Regions from separate parts of the Homo sapiens genome. Here region 2 is linked to region 1. Evidence: chromatin loops called from intact Hi-C (ENCODE). Cell type or tissue: IMR-90. All regions are shown on one strand. Each heading gives the region's core, and the rest is flanking DNA. Links, peaks and the distances in the headings are about the cores only. Region 1 overlaps SPATA7 (spermatogenesis associated 7). Region 2 overlaps PTPN21 (protein tyrosine phosphatase non-receptor type 21).

What was found. A loop is a pair of places that touch in the nucleus more often than their neighbours do. Peaks named below come from ENCODE experiments on the same cell type or tissue, not always from the same donor. Only the 100,000 strongest peaks of a DNase experiment are listed, where the experiment ranks them.
Region 2: it touches region 1 in a loop (5-fold over the local background); 2 of 110 quality-filtered maps call a loop at or near these places.

Annotation. Positions count from the first base shown.
Region 1 is chr14:88,389,143-88,397,488 of GRCh38, forward strand. It overlaps SPATA7 (spermatogenesis associated 7), which reads left to right. Exons shown (of 12, transcript NM_018418.5): 2 at 2,239-2,313; 3 at 4,251-4,346; 4 at 7,014-7,061. Among named protein-coding and RNA genes, the nearest start is that of SPATA7, 7.7 kb to the left of the region's middle. In IMR-90, for the core only: no CTCF peak of the experiment used is centred there; a DNase peak (open chromatin) is centred at 3,649; H3K27ac peaks cover 3,279 bases.
Region 2 is chr14:88,464,660-88,473,005 of GRCh38, forward strand. It overlaps PTPN21 (protein tyrosine phosphatase non-receptor type 21), which reads right to left. Exons shown (of 19, transcript NM_007039.4): 15 at 7,585-7,806; 16 at 5,263-5,391; 17 at 4,840-5,074; 18 at 4,257-4,417; 19 at 1,119-3,606. The coding sequence ends at 3,478. It also overlaps a transcript of SPATA7 not described here. Among named protein-coding and RNA genes, the nearest start is that of SPATA7, 83 kb to the left of the region's middle. In IMR-90, for the core only: no CTCF peak of the experiment used is centred there; DNase peaks (open chromatin) are centred at 3,912 and 6,712; H3K27ac peaks cover 3,084 bases.

The sequences.
Region 1 (8,346 bases), core at 253-8,252:
GAGGAACCAGAAACTATGAGAGGGTAGATGAATTAAATCGTCTTATTTCTCCCCTCAATTCTGTTAGGTTTTTTTTTTTCCTTTCTCTTTCTTTTTTCTTTTTTCGAGACAGGGTCTTATTCTGTTACCCAGACTGGAGTGCATTGCAGCCTCCTGGGCTCAATCATCCTCCCATCTCAGCCTCCTGTGTAGCTGGGACTACAGGCACACACCACCACACCCAGCTAATTTTGTATTTTTTTGTGCAGTTAGAGTTTCGCCATGTTGTCCAGGCTGGTCTTTGAACTTCTGGGCTTAGGTGATCAGCCTGCCTCAGTCTCCCAAAGTGCTGGGATTACAAGCACGAGCCATTGTGCTCAGCCCTAATTCTGTCATTTTTAATATGACATGTATCTATAGGAATATTAGAAACCAATGAGTATATGCCTTGGTGTACGTCTGATGGTAAATAGACAAGGGAACATAGACATCAAGGAACATCTAAATTCCATGTTTGTTCTTATCACCATCTTATGCTAAAGAGCAGCTGGATTGATTCCTGGGGCCAAATATTAACCACCTTGTTCACAGCTGTCACTTACAGATGGGTGGGGAAGCATTTCTATCCAGAGCATTATCACTAGGTTCCAGCCTTTTTTCATTCTCTTTTCATCCTTTCACACTTCTCTGGGTATACCTGTTTTTCCTTTTTCTGTGACCTATAGTGAAACATACATAGAATAGAATGGAATTTGGAGGGAATAAACTACATACAGCTGAGATATCTTCTTGGTCTGTTTCACATGATTTAGTAGCTTAGAACATGGTTCAAGTACTGAGCAGTTTATATTGGTCAAGATAGTGTAATGATTAAGACCCAGGAAACAGACTGCTTGGGTTCAGATCCCAAATCTGTCACATTCTTGTGTAATCTTTGGCAAATTACAAGTTTAACCTCTGTGCTTCAATTACCCTCATCTATAAAGTAGGGAGAATTATAGTATTGTAAGGATTAAATGAATTTATACCAGCAAAGTGCTTGGAGCACTGCCTGGCAGGGTTACCACTCAATAAATTAGCCTTTTGACTACAAATGAAGAAATCAACTCATACTGGTTTAAGCTAAAATGGGAATTTTTTTTTTTTTTTGGCTAATGTAAAGAAACGTCTAGGGAAGGAAGAGCTTCAAACATGGTTGGCCTCAGGTACTCAAATGATGTCACCAAGAAATCGCTTTCTATCTTGGTTCCACTTGACTGTGTAGGCTTCATTCTCAGACAGGTTCCTTTATAAGGTTCAGGATGGCCACCAGCAATACAGGGCTTGCTTAGACCCTTCACTGGGTTTAGCAAGCCCAGTGAAATGAAAGTACCTTTCCTAATAGTTCCTGTCAAAGGCCCAGGATTGTGTATCTCATGTTGGGACTTGGATCGCATAGCATTGCTGACGCTGTCAACACAGCTGTCCACATTTGGGTTTTATGCCTAACCCTGACAGTGGGGTCAGCTCTATTTGAACCACCTGGGCTAAGAGTAAGGGAAGAGTCGCCCAAAGGAAAGTTGAGTTGTCATTTCCAGGTGAAGAGGCATTGAATTCTGGACAAGAAAAAAGTCACAGTTCTTTCTATCTGGAGAAATGAGGTTTTTCTGAGAGTTTGTTGGTATTTTTTCTTATGTTTAGGTCTTACCCTCCTTCTTTCTTGGTAGAAGCTATGCTCATTTCATGACTATCTTTTTTCCCAGTTCAGATGGCATCACCTTGACTTGTATTGTCCTAAATATTTTTTTCCTTCCTGCACTCTGACCTGTGACATAGAAAGAGCTTCATAGATATTCTGACCTCAGTTTGTTTTTCTGTTTTAATCTATTCTGACAAGCTTTGTTCTCTGGTCTTAGATTTTAGTTCTCCTAGCTCGATACTTCTTTTTTCTATATTTAGTCATCCATATATCTTCTAGACTTTCTATGTGTCCTCCTTGTTATAGCTTTTAACAGCCCACCTGATAGCAAACTAGCCATCTTACCCTCTTAAAACATCTCTGTTTGGGGGATAAAGCATTTATATTTTGCATATTAAATTACATTTAATGCTGTAACTCAGACTTCCTGTTTTGGAGATTACTACTAAAAACGCAATCACCTTTTAGGAAAGAAATTATTTTGTGATAAATTTATTATTTAAAAAATATTGAATATTGTTGTTTTTGTAAAAGTTGTGTTTCATTTATCCTAATTTATGATTTTTTTTTCTTGTTAAAAGTCAGAGCAACCTCTGTCCTTCCCAGATATGGTCCACCGTGCCTATTTAAAGGACACTTGAGCACCAAAAGTAATGGTAAGTGAGGTGCTTAAAACGGCAGCTTTGTTAGAAGATTGTCTGAGTGTTTCCTTTACTGGCAAATTATATGACATGATGGAAAAATTGTTTCATTTGACGAATATTTGAACTTCATATTATTAATTTTAATGAAATATAGGCGTTCTTGAGATTAGAGAATTTTGGAGTCTATGATTTCAAACTATTATTGTGCCCTGGATGTGGACTTGGCTGTCTCCTGCTCCCAGCTGCTACAGCAGCCCAGCTCTACTTTTGCCAGGAAACTACCCTGATTTAAGGCATACCTGCCTTGTTAAAATGGTGAGTAGCAGGTATTAAAGACGCAAGCACTGAAAAGGAAAAGCTGTGCAGAGAAAAAGAGCACTTGAATAATACATTTCCTATTAGGAGCAAAGGCCTATGGGCCTCTTTATCCAACTGGATTTCTAGGTGCTGTGATATTTTTATATTTTAAAGCTTTCAAGGTACATTTTTAAGGTAGGTTTTAAAATAAATTTTTGTAATTATACCTTAGAAGTATAAGTCTATGTCCTTAGGCAAAATAATTAAAGCCTTATTTTCCTTATTTACAGGAAAAATCTTTGATACTGTTACCTCCAAATGTGGTGGAAGGATCTCATTTTCAGTTGCCTCACTTATTTCTTTGTATTACAGTGTATTTTTTAAAGTTTATGATTGTGGCTATGTATGTATGTAACATATATATGTATGTAACATAGCCATAATGATAAACTTTAAAAACTAAATTTTAAATAAAAAGTTAAAACTAGATTTAAAATATACATACATAGAAATCAGGATAAAGAACAATATGTAAAGTTTGCTAACTTTCTTTTAAAGAATATATATATAGAGCTGGTATAGGTATGGTGGTTTTAAGTATGAGGCTGCCTTGGATCACATGGAAGCTGCATCCTTTATCAGCAGTGTAACCTTGAAGATGTAACTCATATCTCTGTGCCTCAGTTTTCACTTCGATTAAATGATAATAATAATGACTAGATAAGTTTATACATATAAAGAGTTTAGAACAATGCATGGTAAATGGCATTTATTCAGTAAATATTTTTAGTAGTGGCATCAAGCTCGTAATTATTGCATAGGCTTGTATTATGCACAGAGTCTCTGGAAGGATGCATTTAAACAGTAACATAGTATATTTCTGGGAAGGGAGACTAAAGGTCAGGGTAGAGAAATCACTTCTTTTTCAAACTCCATATGCCATTTTAGCTGTTGAATTTTTTTAACCACATTGCGTGTATTACTTCTCAAAAACTGTTTTTAATGTTTAAAAAAGCTTTGCCTATATTTATATTTTATACTTGTGTGTAAGTGCTTAACTATTTCTAAGATTTCTTTTAAACAGTTTGAATGAGGACCAAGGAGTTTAATGTCATGGAATTTCTTTGCGATTACACTTGTTATAAGATAGTTTTAGTACTTCAAAAAGAATGTAGTAAACTGGTATGTAGATCTTGTTTTCAGGTTTAAGTTAGAAATTTGCTTCTTGGAATATAATTTTTGTATGTAGGGTTTTGGGATTTGGTAGTCATTGAATTTCTGAAATTCCGTTGATTAAGTATTAACAATGGTAACTAATTAAGCAAGCAGCTAAACATCCTTAGTTAGAAGATTGAGAGCTGTCAAAAAAAAAATAGTTCTGTAAATGTAATGACAGATCATATCCTAGAATCTCTTCCCCAGAGTCTCAGGCTTGTAAAATTTTATTCTCAGGAAGGTTTGAACCCAAATGGTCAATAGCTCATTGGCATTATCAGTGCAAGATTAAAGCTTCACATCACAATGTCATATATCAATATCTCTGGTTGAATTTCAGAACATTTTATAAGAATGAGTTAAATAATCAGTGCCTTGTTTATCTCATGATTTTTATATTAGTTTTAAATATATAATGATTATGTTTTAATTTTTAGCTTTTTGCACTGACTCCTCTTCTCTCAGACTAAGCACTCTCCAGCTGGTCAAGAATCACATGGCTGTTCACTATAATAAAATCCTTTCAGCCAAAGGTAAAAATGTGCAAATGTGAACTCTCTGTACTCAATTTAAACCTCCAGCTTCACTTCTCATTAAAATATATCTATAGCAAAAATGAATACCTTATATATATGAGAGGATTTGTATTTGTTTGGTTTAGTGTGATACAAACTATTGACTCTAGGTACTTAGCAAATTCATACCCATTTTTGTTAACTATATTTGAAATCTATATATTGCCTATTTTATTTCGTTTTTTATCTCTATTGCTAATAATATTTTGTTAGATATTGCTTTTAATATGAAAATATATAATCTGCTTTTTTGTTTACACATCTATGGAAGTTGCACAAAGAAGATGCTATTTTTCTGTTTAATTTTTTTCTTTTGTCAGCTTTATTGAGATAAAACTTACATTATAAAATGCATTGATTATAATGTGTACAGATAAATATTTTGAAAAATGAACACATTTGTATAAATACTACTACAACCATGCTGTAAAACAGGAATCAGCTAACTACACCGTTCAGGCCAAACCCTCCTACCACCTGTTTCTGTACAGCCCATGAACTAAGAATGGTGTTCATATTTTTAAATGGTAGCAAAAAATTTAAAAAAAAGTATTTTGTGACCTGAAATTCAAATGTAGTTATCCATAGACAAACAATCATTTTCAATCTTTTACATATTGTCTGTGGCAGCTTTTACACTAAAAAGCAGAGTTGACCAGTTGTAACAGACTGTATCACCCTGCAAATCCTGAAGCATTTGCTACCTGGCCCTTTGTAGAAAAAATTTGCCAACCCTTGATATAGAAAAAGTCCATTACCTCAAAGAGTTCCCCCTAGTCCTTTGCCGTCAGTCCCCTCCTGACAAATCCCTGGCAACCACTGATCTGCTCTTTCGCCTATAGTTTTACCTTTTCTATAAGTTCATAGAAATGGAATCATGTATCGTTTTGGGTCTGGCTTTTTTCAGTTATCTTAATGATCTTGAGACTAATTCACACTGTTCTGTGTACCACCATTTATTCTTTTGTATTGTTAAGGAGTATTTCATTTAATGAATAGACCACAATTTGTTTATGATTCACCAGTTGTTAAACATTTGGATTGTTTTGACTCACTTTTGGCCATTAGGAATAAAGCTGCTATAAACATTCACATATAATTTTGGCGCATGTGTTTACGTTTCACTCGGGTAAATTTATGTGTCAGGAGTAGAACTGTGAGGTAATATATTAAGTATAAGTTTAATTTTATAAGAAACTACAGTTTTCCAGAGTGAATATACCATTTACATTTCCATTACTTCTGCACCCTTACCAACCCTTGGCGTTGACAGTCCTTTTTTAACCATTCTAGTGAATATGAAATAGTATCACTTCATAGTTTTAGTTTGCATTTCCCTGATTTCTAGTGATGTTGCCTTATTACTTCCCATCTGTATATCTTCTTTGGTGAAATGACTGTTCAAATCTTTTACCCATTATTAAAAATGGGTTGTTTGTCTCTTTAGTATTAAGTTGTGAGTTTCTTTATATACAGATTCTATATCAGATATATGTTTTGCAGATATTTTTTTCCCAATCTGTAGCTGGTGTTTTCATTTTCTTGTTAAAATTCGTATTCTGGAGAAATTTTTAGACTTACATAAACATTTAAAAATTGTATAGGGAGTTACCATATACCCTGTACTCTGCTCTTCCACTAATGTTAAAAATCTTAAAAACCGTGGTATAGTTATCAAAACCAGGAAATCAATATTGATGCAATCCCATTAACTACAGACCTTATTTGAATTTCACCAATTTTTGACTAATGTCTTTTAAATTTTTATTTTCTCATTTAAATAGCTAAAGTTTTTAAATTTTAGTTTATATTTTATGATGCTTATATTTTTAAATGACTAAAAAAACAAAAGAAAAATATTTTGTGACATGAAAATCGTGAAGTCGTTTAGTTTTTTAGTTTTATAAACTAAACAGGTTATTTCATAACCTGTTCAAGAAATATTTGCCTAACCTTAGGTCACTCAGAATTTCTTAATATGTTTTCTTCTAGAAGTTTTAAAGTTTTAGCCCTTACATTTAAATTTGCGATCCATTTTGAGTTAGTTTTTGTATATGGTGTGATATAAGGGTTTTGAGGTTTTTTGTTTGTTTTGTTTTTTTGCCTCTTCATATCCAAATTTCCCAGTACCATTTGTTGAAGAGGTTATCTTTTCTCTATTTAATTGTCCTAGTACTTTTTGAAAGTCAGTTGACCATATGTGTGGGTCTGTTTCTGGACTTAACTCCTTGGTTCTGTTGATCTATATGTCTATCTTTAAGCCCCATGCCACACTGCCTTAATTATTGTAGCATTACAGTAAGTCTTGAAATCAGGTAGTGTAAGTCTTCCATTTTGCTTTTTTTTCCCCAAGCTTGTTTTGGGACTACATTATAAGTATGTTAAGTCTGTTTCATTTTGAGTAGTTTATATTGCTATGTCTTCAAGTTCACTAGTATTTTCTTCTGCAGTATTGAATGAGTTATTAATCCCAACAGTGTATTTTTAATCAAGGATCTTGTGTTTTCCATCGCTAGAAGTATGATAAACAGCTGCAAGGTCTGGAACATTTTGTGATTTCCACATTTGGTATTTGTCATTTATAAATACTGACAATATTATTAAACTATTACCTTTCTCTTTCAGCTGCAGTAGACTGCTCGGTTCCAGTAAGCGTGAGTACCAGCATAAAGTGTAAGTAATTTTTGGACATTATTACCTTTTTAAAAAAAAATTAAGGTAAATATACATAACATAAAATTTACTGTCTTAACCATTTTTAAGTGTCCAGTTCAATATTAAGTACATTAATATTGTGGTACAATGATAACTACTACCTCCAGAACTCTCTTTATACTGCAAAACTGAAATTCCTGTGCCACATAAACAATAATTTCCTCCCATAGGCCCTGGAAACCAACATTCTTTTCTATCACTATGAATTTGACTACTGTCACCATTGTACTTACTATCTCTATGAATCTATTTTAGGTACCTTATATAAGTGGAATCATATCGTGTTTGTTCTGTTGTGACTGGCTTATTTCACCTAGCATGATGTTCTCAAGGTTCACCCATATTGTAATGAGTCAGAATCTCCTTTTTAAAGGCTGAATAAAATTCCATTCTGTGTATATACCACATTTTACTTATGCATTCGTCAGTTGATGGACACTTGAGTTACAGTCACCTTTTGGCTGTTGTGAATAAACTATACTGCTATGGACATGAGTATACAAATACCTCTTCAAGACCCTCCTTTTAAAGATTTTGGGTGTATATTTAGAAGTGGAATTGCTAAATCATATATTCTATTTTTAATTTTTTGAGAAACTACCATACTATTTTCTTTTCTTTTCTTTTTTCTTTTTTTTTTTTTGAGACAGGGTCTCACTCTATTGCCCTGGGGCTAAAGTGCAGTGGAACGATCTCACCTCACTGTAACCTCCACCTCCTGGGCTCAAGCAATCCTCCCACCTCAGCCTCCCAACAGCCTCCCAAGTAGGTGGGACTACAGGCGCAAGCCACCACGCACAGCTAATTTTGCCACAGCCTTTTTACATAGAGACAGGGTTTTACCATGTTGCCCAGGCTTGTCTCAAACTCCTGAGCTCAAGTGATCCACCTGACTCAGTCCCCCAAAGTGCTGGGATTATAGGCGTGAGCCACTGCACCCAGTGACCATATTGCTTTCTATAGCAGCTGCACCATTTTCCATTATGACTAATGATGCTCAAGTATTCAGATTTCCCCATGTCCTCCCCAACACTTGCTTTTTCCTATTTGTTTAATAGTAGCCATACTAAAAGGTGTTGACACATTGCCTTTTGAGAAAGCATTTCTAACTTAAAAATTATCCAAAAATACCCAGGCACAGTGGCTCACACCTATGGGAGACAGAGGCAAGTGGATCACTTGAGCCCAGGCATTTAAGAGTAGCCTAGGCAACATGGTGAAACCCTGTCTCTTCAAAAAATAC
Region 2 (8,346 bases), core at 153-8,152, 75 kb after region 1:
GTGGAGGTTTCAGTAAGCCGAGATCGTGCCACTGCACTCCAGCCTGGGTGACAGAACGAAACTCCGTCTCAAAAAAGAAAAAAAAAGTCTTATTTACAATAATTTCCTGTTTCCATTTCTTTATGCAAATCTCAAATAATAAACCTGCTCTTGGCAAGCTGCAGCTAATCTCCAGTTTATATTACTGTACATAGTTGTATATTTAAATTTTCTTAATATTGTGAACATTTAACATCTCAACCCTTCTGAAATGACTGATGGTGAAAGCTTCACAGAAAAGCTGGCCACGTCATGCTGTCGCCACTCAGTCCCACAACACCACACTCTCCTCCCTCCTCCTCCTGTTTCTGGCTAGACATTGCTTTCTGGACGTTTCTAAGGAAGCACAGGCCCAGCTTCTAATTCGACCAAAGGGTTTTAAAGTCTAAGTTCTAGCATTTTCTGAATGCTTCACAGTAGATGTTCCAGAAGAAATTAATGACTACAATAAGCATTCCAAATGATATTCTAAAATGAGGACTTTCTGGCTGGACACAGTGGCTCACGCCTGTAATCCCAGCACTTTGGGAGGCCGAGGCAGACAGATCACTTGAGGTCAGGAGTTGGAGACCAGCCTGGCCAACATGGTGAAACCCCGTCTCCACTAAAAATACAAAAATTAGCCGGGCATAGTGGTGCATGCCTGTAATCCCAGCTACTCAGGAGGCTGAGGCAGGAGAATCACTCGAACCCAGGAGGCAGAGGTTGCAGTGAGCCGAGATCATGCCACTGCACTGTAGCCTGGGCAATAGAGCAAGACTCCGTCTCAAAAATAAAAAATAAAATGAGTACTTTCTGTGCTCAAAACTACCAACTAAGCTAAACTATTTCATCAAAAGACCCCACTAATCAGGAAAACTGATACCAGAGATACCAAAATTGATCAGTGGAAAACAGTGGTTTATAACTCTACGTTTTGTGGAAGTGCACATTTTGATAATTCTTATTAAAAGACACTAAGATACATGAAGCATTGTGTAAGTTTGGCAGACATTAATATACTCATTTCAGAGGCAGTAAACCTATGAACCCTTAATGTTCTAGTTTGCTCTTGAAAATGATACTATTTCAAAGCTCAGTAATGTGGATAGATTTTTATTCAGAAATCCTTTCATATTCACTAACTGCAATTAAAAGTTTAAAATTACATGGCTCTTAGGAATGACGCCAAACATGCAACATTTTAAGAGTAATATTAAACAGTAATTTTGCCCTCAGAAGTTTACTTATCAAATTATTACAACAGGAACACAAATAGACCACATATTACTCTTTAATTAGATTTGTTTTACAATATGTTCTTGTCAACGAGCTATGTCAAACTGTTTGTTTAAACCTGACAGAAAAGCATTTTCACAAAAACGTACCATGGAGAGGGAGGGGGAGGGGAAGAAGCACTTTTTCTAGAGATGGAAAATAGTTCCAGTAAAAAGTTCTTATTCCTTTCTTCTAAGGAGCTCGTTCTGAATATTTTCACTTAGTTCTACTGTTCTTTAAACAGGACTTTAAAAAGAATTTTGTATTTACAAAATTTACATTTTGTTCCTACAAAATGTAATTTTTTAATTTTGTAAAATAAAAATGTAAAATTTTAATTTTGTTCCTACATGAGAAGTGTGCGTACTTTCAATTAGTTTTCATTAATATCTTCTGAGTTTTCCTCTTAGGTGGTTGGTTTCTGGGTAAGGCAGAGTTAGGCTGGTGCACACACTATTTAGGAAGTCCTGTCTCGTGGCTGACAACATACATGTAGTGCTCAAGGAAGTGAGTTAAGGAGTGACATGGGAATCAAAATGATGCCTAGAATAGTGTAATTTGGGAAACAGCCCTAGATTTGACATTTTGGAAGTTCACTGTAAGAAGAGACCCCAAAAAGAAGGAAAAGGGAAAGGGTTCCTCAGCTAAATATCCCACTCATCCATGCCTACTCAGCGGTCACTGTGACAAGGCCATCTTAATCGGGGCCAGAGATGACACTCTCCCCCTGTAACTCAGCCTGGCTCTGTCTATTGGGATGTGCCTAAATGGGATGGGTGAGGGGGCACTAAACAGCTAACACTGGCCAGGGAATTATTAAGGAGCTAAAATGCAAGTACCTCTTGAATACCACAGCAATCTCTGTGCACAAATTTGGACTGTACTTTTTGGGAGAAGAGGTGAAAACTATTATTAACTATTCCCTTCCTTCAACCAAAAGGAAAAATACGCCTCTTTAAGGCTTCTTTTAATGATACTATAATGCTGAATTTATTTATGAAAAAGAAACAATACAGGTTGAGGTGGGAAAAGCCCCAAGGAAACGGAGTAAGTCACTGGCGGTCACAGGACTTGAATTCCCTGGGGACAGTGCTGTGGGGTCCCCTGCTCGCCATCCCAGCACCTCAGTCTGAGTATAGATAATACTGCATTTTTGTAAAGACGAAGGCATCCTGCATTTACCATCACACTCCACCTACTCTTGTCCTAGTCATCTTACATACTCTTAGTCCTTAATCTCTCCCAAAACGCTTCTCAGCGCCCATTGTTATTGTGTCATCTACAAAGCAACACATATATTAAAACTCAGATTTGTTTTTAACAAAAAAGTGCTTAAAACCACCCTAGGCAATTGTTTTTCACTTCATTTTCAACCAATAAAATCAAATTCATTTAGATCTATGAATAATACTGAAAAAATAATGCTTATTCTCTTACATTTTAAATAATGTGCCTTCATCCTCAACTTTACATTAACTGACTCATTTCAGTATCTAAATGAATTGAGCTCTCATTTGAAAAACAGAAGGTACAACTATATAGAATTTTTAGGATAAAAAATGTTCTGGATAGAAAAATCCTTTTGATGTTTCAAAATAACACAGATTCTCAGTATAGTTTTCAGTTTGGCAACTAAACCATTATTAAGTACCCAAGGTTTTTAAAAAATAACAAAAGATAATAACATGATTTTTAAATACAAAGTTATATAGGAGCAACTCATATCTGTGGATCATCCTTACACAAAGTTGTTTCTCACTAGAAAAATCCCTAAATATTTGTCATAAAATAAAAACTCCATTATCAAAAATTAGTTTAAGATAGAAATCTATGCACTTTAATGATTGCCAGAATTGCCCAGCATAGCTTCAGTAAAATAGAGAATTGTCTAGAAAATACAATCTCCAAAATGTGTGCAAGTACTGCAAACCGGACAGACCGGGGCAGGGCAAGGCCCTTGAAACCAAGTCCTCCTTGAGCACCTTTCCCAGGTTAGAAACCCCTCTTCAGCCTGTGCTTCGCACGTTTCCTTCAGCGTGCCGCCATTCAGACTGCGCCACTTACGTCCCAGTGCCACGCTGCGTGGATCAAGTGTCAACGGGAAAGTATGAGTTAGGCAAGCGCTTTTTTTTTAAGCTGTAAACGCTTCACATGACTGGCCCCGTAAGAAATTGTGGGAGCTTAGATGAGCCTGGAGCTTTTCAGGAACTGGATGAGGACTCTGTACACAAATGTGTACTGGCAGAGAGTCTGCACCAGCATCATTCTCTGTTGCCTCAGCATGTCCAGCACTCTCGGGATGTCCAGCACCTAGGTTGAGAGAAACGGTAATGAAGATAATGTGTTCCCCTGGGGAGACAGAAAGGATGGGAGGACACGAGTGTCCTGGCAGAAACCTGGTTGGGAGATGGACAGTCTCTTTTCCACCTTAGCGTCTTCTAGAAATAAGCCATGATTGCCTACTTCTGATTTTCTGATTAGTTTTAGCTATAAATAGAATGTCCATGCAGACTATTTCTTCAACATTCCCCAGGTGTAGCTCACTGACTTTGTATGGTTGGACATAATTACCATGTCTCACTAAATACCAAAATTATACAAAAACATAGTGTGCTAAGTGCTATCAGTATCTAGCTATTTCCCTCAAGGGCTCTGGGCAGCATGAATCATCCTTGAAATGTAAACAGAAAAAGAATTCTGAGCTCAAATTTGAAAAACCCTGGGCAAGTAAAACAAAATTAAACAGCTTTATTTATCGTATGACTTCTTAGTCTTTAATATGCTAATTGGTACTGAGACTCTCCAAGAAGACACAGCCTTTTGCAGGGAACATTAGTAACATCTTGAGGCCACCACAGTCCAAGGAAATGTGCGCAAAAAGAGCTATTAAGTCACTATGTCCCTCTCTTCCCCAGCCTCATTTCCACCCAAAAAGGCCAGGTGATCATAAGCGCCATCACCTCATTGTGTTCCAGGCAGGCGATCATGATCTCCGACAAAATCACCACGCCAGTCCTTCCTACCCCAGCACTGCAGTGGACCAACAACGGAGGGTTGGGGCTTTGGGGATCACTTGTGCTATTTGTATGGCGTCGAACAGACTGGATCTCTTCAAGATATGCTGTGGAAAATCAATGAAATAGAAAAGTACTCAAGGATCAAGGCGTATCACATTGTTGACTCAATCTTCATATTCTCTCCACTGATTAAGAGGACTGCAGATAAAGAGCACTGGGTGCCAGTGAACCAAACCCAACCACAAAGGGACAGTGTGACCCTGAGCAAGTCACTACCTCTGTCCACTTTCTGATCTACAAAATGAAATGACGGAGATACTGAGTCAGCTGTGGCATTCTACTCACTACCAAATCATAATTTATAAACCTCGTTAACCCTCCCCAAAACACTTGTATTCTTTATGTTAAAACAAGTCCGAAGCTTATATGAGATAACATAAAGGAAATATTTCGGAAACATAAATGTTCCTCTCTGTTTAACACCTCCAGAGGCAGCTGTCCTCGGAACAAAGTTAAAGTCACTCACATAAAAATCCCTTGAGGTCTTCTGGACAGCCATGTTCAGGCCAGTCTGTGTATTGGAGGTGCCAGACGGTCCTCTCTTGCCCAGTAAGGAGGTGCTTCATCTTCAGGCCTGTGGTGGCATAGCAGCCAGAGTCTGTGCGGAACCGGGTCGTGATCTTAAACCTTCCATAGGTGACAGTGTTGTGCCTGGAACCAAGTCGTGGCCAGTACCTAAAGCTCTTCTCCCTTCCACCCTCCTGTTAAAGATGAGCATGGTTAAATGACTCGAGATCCGGCAATGGATGCCTTTCTCACATAGACGGCACATCTGAAACAGAACCACAACCCTACCCTGCCTTTTTCTCCACAGGTCAGGATTCCAGATGATTAACATTAACTGTTCTTCAGAGGCTGAGAAAATCACTTAAGAGAAATAAGTACCTACCTCTTCTGCTGTCACCATTGCTATAATTGCAATTCCCTGTTCCCATACCATCTGCCAAAAATCTTGACAGGTATTCTGTAATGGTCCCTGTGTGGCAATATAATCCCATTCGATTCCACTGACAGAGACCTGGGATTAGAAAAGGTTAAAAAAATTGATGTGTGGGTATAATATACATAGGTATGTATGCATGCATTCATGGTAGTACTAAAAAAGTTTTTTTAAAAAAGTAAAAAGTAAAAAAGTAGTAAACTGGATTATTCAGCAGAATAAGGAAAGACTTTTCATCTTTTCCCTTGTGAATACAATTTGCATTACTGACATTTTTATAAACTTAGGTACTGTGAATATACATAATATCTATGCAACCTGTTTAACCTTGCTGAATGTCAGTTCTCATTTATACAATAAAGATACTGCCTACCGTCATAGGGTCATTGTGAGGACTGAGTCAGTATCTATGGTACCTGGCACATAACTCAATAAGTAGCTGTTATTGCAGACATGGTGCCTCTTCTTTAAAAAAAACCTTCCTACTTAAGATAGTCTCACCTCTGAACTTCTGAGTCAAGGTCACTCTCCACAATAATATTAAGTTTCCACTTCAGATTTAACTTCCTTGAGAGCAGTCTAATACAACAGTAATTACTAGATTTGTGGTTAAGAGACCTGGGTTAAATCTTGGCTTCACCAATATTGAGTGACGACAATAACTGTCTCCAAACACTCACTAAACGTAAAACCCAGTGCCAAGCCTTGTGCCACACGCACTCTCACTCAGGGCTGCCAGCCCCCTAGTCACCGCTCCACATCGTCTCACTGAGCACCCAGTGGCTGCCACTGTGGATGAGTACCAGGTTATAACAGTGAATAAACACTAGGGAGGAGGAGGGGACTAGTGAGAAGCTGGCAGGGTAGGTGTCATCATTTATTTATTTCCATGTAAGTGAGATGAGGTCCCACAACACAGCTTATAAAGTGAGGTCCCACCTCATTTTAGATCTAGGCGTCAGACCCAGGTCTATCAAATTCTTTCCTCTATTCTGCAAGTGGCTGCTGAAGATTTTGAAATATCACTACAGAACTACAGTATCATTCATTCTTATCCATCTAGTCATGAGAGACTGGATGAGTTATTTCAAGGAAATGCTCGGTTTTTAAGTAAATTATGCTGATATTATATTTAAAAACAAAATAGTATGTGCATAGATTCCCAAAAGCCATCAAGGGGTACTGGCATTCACAGGCAGACTGCCAGTCTCCAGAAAGCCTTGGTGTCAGCTTGTTCCCTTCTCAAATAATACTTGCAAACTAAAGAAAAAAACCACCACCTGTCCACAGTTACTCATTCACTCACCATGAGATTTCTCCTTCCCAAAATAAAGAATTGAATGTGGCCAGCATGAACAAAGGGTACAATGAGGAAGAGGGAACATCTGGCTTTATTCCATCATGTGTTGTGAATCATCATTTTGTCCATTTTCATAGGAGTGATATTACCCCAGATAAGGTGCCAAGAACATACACTAGGGAAGGACAGCCTCTTAAATACATGGGACTGGGAAGACTGGATATCCATAAGCAGAAAAGTAAAACTGGACCCCCTATCTCTCACCATAAACATTACCCCAGTTTAATGGCATTATACTGGTTCCAGGAAAAAAGCACTTCTTCAAAGAAAAAAAATGATACTTAAAAATTATTATAAAGAGTATGTAAAGAGAACAGATGGCACCTTGGTAAGTTGAAAGCTTTTGTGAACACCATCAAAAAGCCCAGACACTTTTGTTACATAAAAATGCATGTCAGTATGTGATGAGGAAAAACTAGCAATTCAGTGGCTCCCAGAATTTATGAGCTAAAAAGAGGTCTTCAGATTTAGAAGGACAAAGTTCTAAAGCCAGGCAACACAAGGTCAAGGCTGTAGGGAGCCATGATCATACCACTGCACTCCACCTGTCTGGGCGACAGAGCAAGACTCTATCTCAAAAAAGGCAAAAGAAAAAAAAAAAAGCCGGGCAAATAAGTGCGCCCTGAGTCCTGGTAACAGTGTTGGGGGCAGAGTGGTTTCGCACATGGAGAGTAGACATGACTTTGGCTCTGTCTGATAGACGCTTTTTATCTAGCACTGGTATGTGGATTTCCCAGCTTGCAGTACAGTTTGTCACAAATGTTTAAAACTAGGGTGTTTATCTAAAACAATACAATAAAAATAAATTTTAAAATATCTGAATTCTAAACAGACATGAATACAATTCTTACCATTCTTGTAACTTAACTGAAACTGCATGTGCTGTTGATTACTTGAGGCGTTCCTCTCACCTTAATATGTGATGCGTTGATGTAACCAGTGTTGTTTTCTTTAGTTGGGACCAACTCCACTCTCACATCATCATAAGGAAGAACATCTTGGAATCGATTTCTTTCTGCATTTTCAGGGAGTCGTGCTGTTGAGCACTCCCCATCAACTAGCCGTTTCTTAAGAATTCTTTCATATTCTGTGAATACCATTCCTTGTTCTAATCGTTGTTCCAGAATTTTACACTATAAAACAGAATATGTGTAATAACATGAATACAGCCACACGTCGTGGCTACCTTTTGACTGTATATTTGAAATCTTGTTTTCTGCTTCAAATCTAGCACTGTATAATATTGAAAATTCTAGGTTGGGCACGGTGTCTCATGCCTGTAATCCCTGCACTTTGGGAGGCCAAGGAGGGAGGATCACTTGAGCCTAGGAGTTCAGGACCAGCCTGAGAAACACAGTGAGACCCCGTCTCTGCAAAAAATTAAAAAACGAGCCAGGTGTGGTGGTGCATGCCTGTGGTCCCATCTACTTGGGAGGATGAGGCAGGAGGATTGCTTGAGCCCAGGAGGTTGAGGCTGCAGTGAACCATGAGAACCTATCTCAAAAAAACCAAACCAAAACCAAAACAGAAACAAAATTCTAGGTGAAAATGAAGTTAAAATTTTAAAAAGCCACAACAACAAGAGTTAAAAGAACAAAAGACAATCATTTTGGTGAGAAATATAATGCAAACTTTTGTTTAAAGTTGAAAATTGGCCTAAAGAAATTTGTTGA